2 separate regions of the Homo sapiens genome follow, and region 2 is linked to region 1. A link is an interaction called in ENCODE POLR2A ChIA-PET data of the cell type or tissue named here. Cell type or tissue: PC-9. All regions are shown on one strand. Links, peaks and the distances in the headings refer to the core of each region. The heading gives the core; the rest is flanking DNA. Region 1 overlaps PAXBP1-AS1 (PAXBP1 antisense RNA 1). Region 2 overlaps URB1 (URB1 ribosome biogenesis factor).

Region 1 (2,921 bases), core at 171-2,670:
AATGGAAATCCTATGAATAAAAAACTAGTAAGCTTGAGAGCAGAATCACTGTGGAAAAAAAACAGATTGAAAAATAACTTGCAGGTATCATAGACAGGAAATTGCCACTAGAGAAAACAGGAAACTTGTGATAGATAAAAATGAAGTATTTTCATTTGGAACAAGAGACCAACTGAAGAGAGATCAAGTGAAGGGGGTTTATTTTAATGAAACACAAAGATTCTTGTGGAAATCAAAGTGCCGGAGCCAGAAACAGGGCTCAACCTTCAAGATTAGAGCTGTATTCAAGTTGTTCAAGTTGGCTCTCGGTCCCAAAGCAACAGCAATGTCACTAAGGTTACAAGTAAAAGGTAAGCTTTCATGATCAAAATGTTTTTGCAAAGTAGCTTAAAATGGTTTCTGCAGTGTTTTGTCAAAACTTTTCTCATACATTTTCCTAAAGATATTTAGCAAGAGCCTAAGAAGTCATGTGCTAGGGATTTTCATTGTACTGAATGATTGTATCCTTTAAGCCGCTGCTGGAGTTAGGACTGACAGGAACGCAGTACAAATTACTGGGGGCTAGAGTCCCAAAGCAGGCCAGGGACCAGTCTACATTGCATGTCGATACCAATCCCATATAACAATATTCAGCCTGTGTTTGGGCAGTCTGAGGCAGCTTTTAGCAGCTGTGAACCCAGTATCCATGGACAGTTTCATTTCTGGAGGGCAGTCTTCAAAACGTTTATGAAAGTACACCTCCCATTCAGATATGTTTTTTTCTTCCTACATGTAGTGCTAGTGTTTTTCTCATTTTCATTTACTTGAAACAACAGATCAAATGTTTTGTCATAATCAGTGAATGGCAAGACTCCCTTTATTACATGGGTATTACCATGTTAGAGATAAGAAGAGCTCTTGTAACCATTAACAACCACTACAATGTAGCAACTTACAGTTTCCTATTTTATATTGCAGCTCTGTAACATTTGACTACTTTTGTAAGAGTTTCATGATTTCAAGGATGATTATTAGCATTTTCAATTTTTTGGCCAATTCTGGGTGCTGGTAATGTTACCACTGCAGGCAACTATGGCTCTACTCAACTGAAGACCTCTTATAGGCAATGTGGACCATACCTGCTTTCCTGAGAGATCAGCAAATTGGGTTTGGTCATCAGGAAATTCTGTCTCTCAGATCTCATACTAGCAAGGAGACCCCTGGTTGTACCTGTCAGAGCTGCCAGTTGGCCCTGCTGAAACTTTAGAACTGCACCAATGTCTAAGACTTTCATCCTCCTTCCTTCACACAGGTGAGACCTGCCTGCCTCATTGTCTGACAGCTTTCCCAGCCTCCTCCAGGCTCCCCTCCGTTTTCTCTTATACGCATTCCCCCAATAAACTTCCTGTACATTTAATACCATCTCAGTGTCTGCTCCCAGGAGGACCCTAACTGACACACTGGGGCATTTAGCCTCCAATTCCTTTTCTCCCTTGGCTGAGATCTGTTCCAGGAAGTATCTCCAGGACACTCCAGCCTGTTGCACAGGCCAAAGAAAAGCCCTCAGGCAGAGGAGCAAATACTTGCAAGAGGACACCAGTGGCAAGAACAGGGACATGGTGAGACTTCGACATCATTGGCTACAGTAGTACTAGTCACTCTTGACTGTGGTTTATGTTGTTTCAATAAAGTAGCTTTCCTTCTCAAAAACATTTGTCACCTATTTTGGAGTTAATTCAGAGGATTGCTCCAAAAGAAAAAACTGAAAAGCAAAACCAGCTTTATTAAAATGTAACCCTCTGGATTTATCTTTTGATAATTCCTTTCATAAGAAATAATGTCCTTAAGCTATTTCAGGAATAAAAATGTTCTGCTTGGGATAGAAAAACCATTGTTTTATGTACCCTACATCAAATTCCTAGTGTGATGTTCAAACCCATTCCTGAAACCAATATAGCCTGACAGATTTCATAGGATAAAAACTCTATTTTAAGAGTTCTTAAAAGCAGAGTAATTAGTCTAATGGGTTTGGAAATAATATGCAGTTTAAGGCCTAAATGATCTGTATGTGATACAGATACATGTTTTATGTTTTATTCTACTTAAGATGAGGAATAGGTGTTCTGACTTTAATTCTACTTAGTAGGCCAGTAAGGTGTAATGAAAAATTCATCCAGAATGAATACTGATTTGGTTTGGTTCTGTGTCCCCACCCAAATCTCACCTTGAATTGTAATAATCCCCACATCAAGGGCGGGACCAGGTGGAGATAACTGAATCATGGGGGGTGGTTTCCGCCATGCTGTTCTCCTGAGTTCTCATGAAATCTCATGGCTTCATAAGGGACTTCCCCCTTCCCTCAGCACTCATTTCTCTCTGCAGCCACCCTGTGAAGACGTGCCTTTCGTCAAGATTGTAAGTTTCCTGAGGCCTTCCCACCCATGCGGAACTGTGAGTCAATTAAACCTCTTTATAAATTACCTAGTCTCAAGTATGTCCCTATAACAGCGTGAGAATGAACTAATACAAATATGTAGGGATAAGATAAAATTAACAGAGCAAATACAGTGCATGACACTGTTCTGCATATTATGTCCTGATCAAGGGTACACATGGGCCTGCTCACAGTCCCACTTTATTAGAGTCATTTGAAATGCTGCAAATTTAGTCGTCAGGAAAATACAACAAAGGATATATTTAAAAATTAATTTAATGCTTGGCTAAATCTTAATTACATATATAATTATCAAACGATAGTCCTTAATTTCCAAAAAAATTCCTCTTTTGAAAATCACAGAATCAGAAAGCATAAACTTTAAAACAAGTTCTCTGAATATTTACAATGTGGTATAAACATTATAGAAGACCATGGATATTAAATTGCCTGGGTGTGGCTAATCAGCAAGGCGTATTCTTTATTGCATATTTAACTCACATATGTG
Region 2 (2,921 bases), core at 146-2,645, 380 kb before region 1:
TAGCTGGGACTACAGGAGTGTGCCAACACGTCCAGCTAATTTTTCTAATTTTTTAGCAGAGACAAAGTTTTGCCAAGTTGGCCAGGCTGGTATCAAACTCCTAGCTTCAAGTGATCTGCCTACCTTGGCCTCCCAAAGTGTTGGGATTATAGGCATGAGCCACCACACCCAGCCTACAGGACCCACTTTCTGTCGGAGGTCAAGCAGTTTCATTGTGCTCCAGCACCACACGCCCAAGGAGCACGCAGGGGGTGAAAGTTTCATCCCATTTTTCTCTGAAAGTTAGTCTTTCAACATAACATCCCCAATTGTTGAGGGAAACAAGCAAATCATTCTATGCTCTCTCAAAGACAATATAATCTGGCCAGGCATAGGGGCTCATGCCTGTAATCTCAGCACTTCAGGAGACTGAGGTGTGAGAATTGCTTGAGCTCAGGAGCTTGAGATCAGCGGAGGCAACATAGTTGAGACTCTGCCTCTACAGCAAATAGTAATTAAAAAAGTAGCCGGGTTAGTGGTGGTGCGCACACATGTGGCCCTAGCTACTCAGGAGGCTTAGTTGGGAGGATCACTTGAGCCCAGAAGGTCAAGATGGCAGTGAACCGTGATTGTAGCAGTGCACAGCAGCGTGGATGACAGAGCGAGAGCCTGTCTCAAACAAACAAAAAAGACAATATGATCCCTTCTCTCAAGGCTACTCATCGTTTATCCTCATTTCCTAAATAAAAAGAAGGGAAAAAATTTGGCTGCTACTTAGGAGCCAAAGACCTCTGGATTTTCACAAAGACCCAGGTAAATGTGTAAAACTTGACCCCTCACAGCTACTCAACCCTTAGCCTGTATGAAATTCTCCAAGGTCACGAGCCAGTCACATCATATCACTTCAAATGCAGACCTCAAGACTCACTATTCCAACAGAAGAGAAACTGGTATGAGGCAGGACTTGAATGTGCAGAAGTGACGAAATGATTTCCCTAAATGGTCTGAAAGCAGAAACTCAGAGTCTAAGAGGCCTCACGGCACAGAGCCCTGCAACAGCATGCACCAAAGGAAAGCCTGACTGTGCCAATTTCACCTATTTGCAGTCAGTGATCACGAAATCTGGCTGGGGTCAGGTTCACAACTGCACTACCTGGAAGGAAATGGCAACCTATGGAGGTCAAGACTTAGACTGCCACATTCTTTAAGCAGCTCAAGAGAGAAGGCTGTAAGTGTAGCAAGGTTATCAGCATTTCAAATAAAAGTGAAAGGTCAAACCTCTGTACCCTAAACATAGTGCATCCCCCAAGCTGTTTGTTGCAGAGCAGAAATGAGGACTAGATGTCCTACTGCTATCATAAGACCTGACATAGCTCTGGAAACATGAGTATCAAGGACAAAACAAGATAAGGAAATAAATTCCTATTCTCTTCCACTGGCTTTGATGACCCATGTGCTGTGGGTGATGGATTCTGGCAAAAAGGCTGAAAGCCCTGGATAACGCCAGAGCCTGAGAAGGAGGAAAGAGGCACTGCCTAATAAACACCAAGAAGCCAAAATTTAGTATTGAGCCTACAACAAGCTAGAAATGACCTACCTAAAAAAAAAAAAAAAAAACATTTTTCCAATGCACCAGGCTGCCTCCCAGGAATGTAGCTAAGTGTAAGACACAATAAATTAAACTGCCATAAAACCTTCTATTTTAAAACTAAAAACAATTCCAATACCTCCTGAATTCAATAACTGTTAACTAAACACTTACCATAAGGAAGATCTATACAAAATGCTTTTCAGAGTTAGAAACTGGTAGAAAATGCTCACCTTCATGATCAGAAGTTTGGTCAATGACTTCAGTTGTAAATGGCTACTGGTCACAAACATTTTCATTAGTAAGTAAAATACTGATCGTTCACCTCCAATAATTTCTGCATCTGGGCCTTCCTAGAGTTTAAACAATATTACGTATTTTTAGTATATATAATTACATATATAATTTTAATATATAGTTATATATTAGAAACATACCATGGGGCCAGGCGTGGTGGCTTACACCTGTAATCTCAGCACTTTGGGAGGCCAAAGTGGGCAGATCACCTGAGGTCACGCGTTGGAGACGAGCCTGGCCAACATGGCGAAACCCTGTCTCTACTAAAAAATACAAAAATTAGCCAGTCATAGTGGTGCATGCCTATAGTCCCAGCTACTTGGGAGGCTGAGGCAGGAGAATCACTTGAACCCAGGAGGCAGATGTTGCAGTGAGTCCAGATGACGCCACTGCACTCCAGCCTGGGCAACAGAGTGAGACTTCATCTCCAAAAACAAAAAACAAAACATAACGTAGCAGGAGCCATCACTTGCTGAACACACAGTATGCTGCCAGGTCCTTACCTCATCTCATTTTAACCACAATTTGGCAGGAAGAGTAGCAAGAGTAAGCACAGGTAGCCCTGTTCCTGTGCTGGAGCCGTCCCAGGGGCCCAGCTTACACTGACTCACTGAATCCTCCCAACACCCCTGTGAGGTGGGTACAGCTGCTACCCTATTTTACATATATGGAAACTGAGGCACTGGGAAGGCACCTGGCTGTTTACTGGGAACCAAGGCAGATGCTGTGCTGTCTGGTGGATGGTGAGCAGGAGGGACCCCAGGCTGTCTGAGTCCATCAAATGATGTCCTTGTTACTTTCATCACGATGCCAGTGCTGATAGAACGGATTGCTTATGCATAATTTATCCTCCTCAAAAGGCTTTTGGGCTTTGAACAAGTCTTCAACAAGTACATGGAGCTCCAGATCCCCAATTCAAACTCTACTGAGCCTGTGTGTCTCACTACAGCCCTTGGCAATGAGGACAACCCTGAAAATGGTGAGGTGCTGGTTAGCTTAGGCAGAGCCAGCAGATATAAGCATAAGGTGGGGCGCAGGATATAAATTCACACCAGCT

What was found. Peaks named below come from ENCODE experiments on the same cell type or tissue, not always from the same donor. Only the 100,000 strongest peaks of a DNase experiment are listed, where the experiment ranks them.
Region 2: POLR2A ChIA-PET joins it to region 1 with 12 read pairs; 2 of 35 experiments call an interaction of 5 or more read pairs at or near these places.

Annotation. Positions count from the first base shown.
Region 1 is chr21:32,731,228-32,734,148 of GRCh38, forward strand. It overlaps PAXBP1-AS1 (PAXBP1 antisense RNA 1), which reads left to right. Exons shown (of 4, transcript NR_038879.1): 2 at 2,362-2,430. PAXBP1 (PAX3 and PAX7 binding protein 1) reads right to left here. Exons shown (of 18, transcript NM_016631.4): 18 at 2,672-2,921. Among named protein-coding and RNA genes, the nearest start is that of PAXBP1-AS1, 4.6 kb to the left of the region's middle. In PC-9, for the core only: no CTCF peak of the experiment used is centred there; a DNase peak (open chromatin) is centred at 1,574.
Region 2 is chr21:32,355,737-32,358,657 of GRCh38, forward strand. It overlaps URB1 (URB1 ribosome biogenesis factor), which reads right to left. Exons shown (of 39, transcript NM_014825.3): 15 at 1,801-1,920. Among named protein-coding and RNA genes, the nearest start is that of SNORA80A, 20 kb to the right of the region's middle. In PC-9, for the core only: no CTCF peak of the experiment used is centred there; no DNase peak of the experiment used is centred there.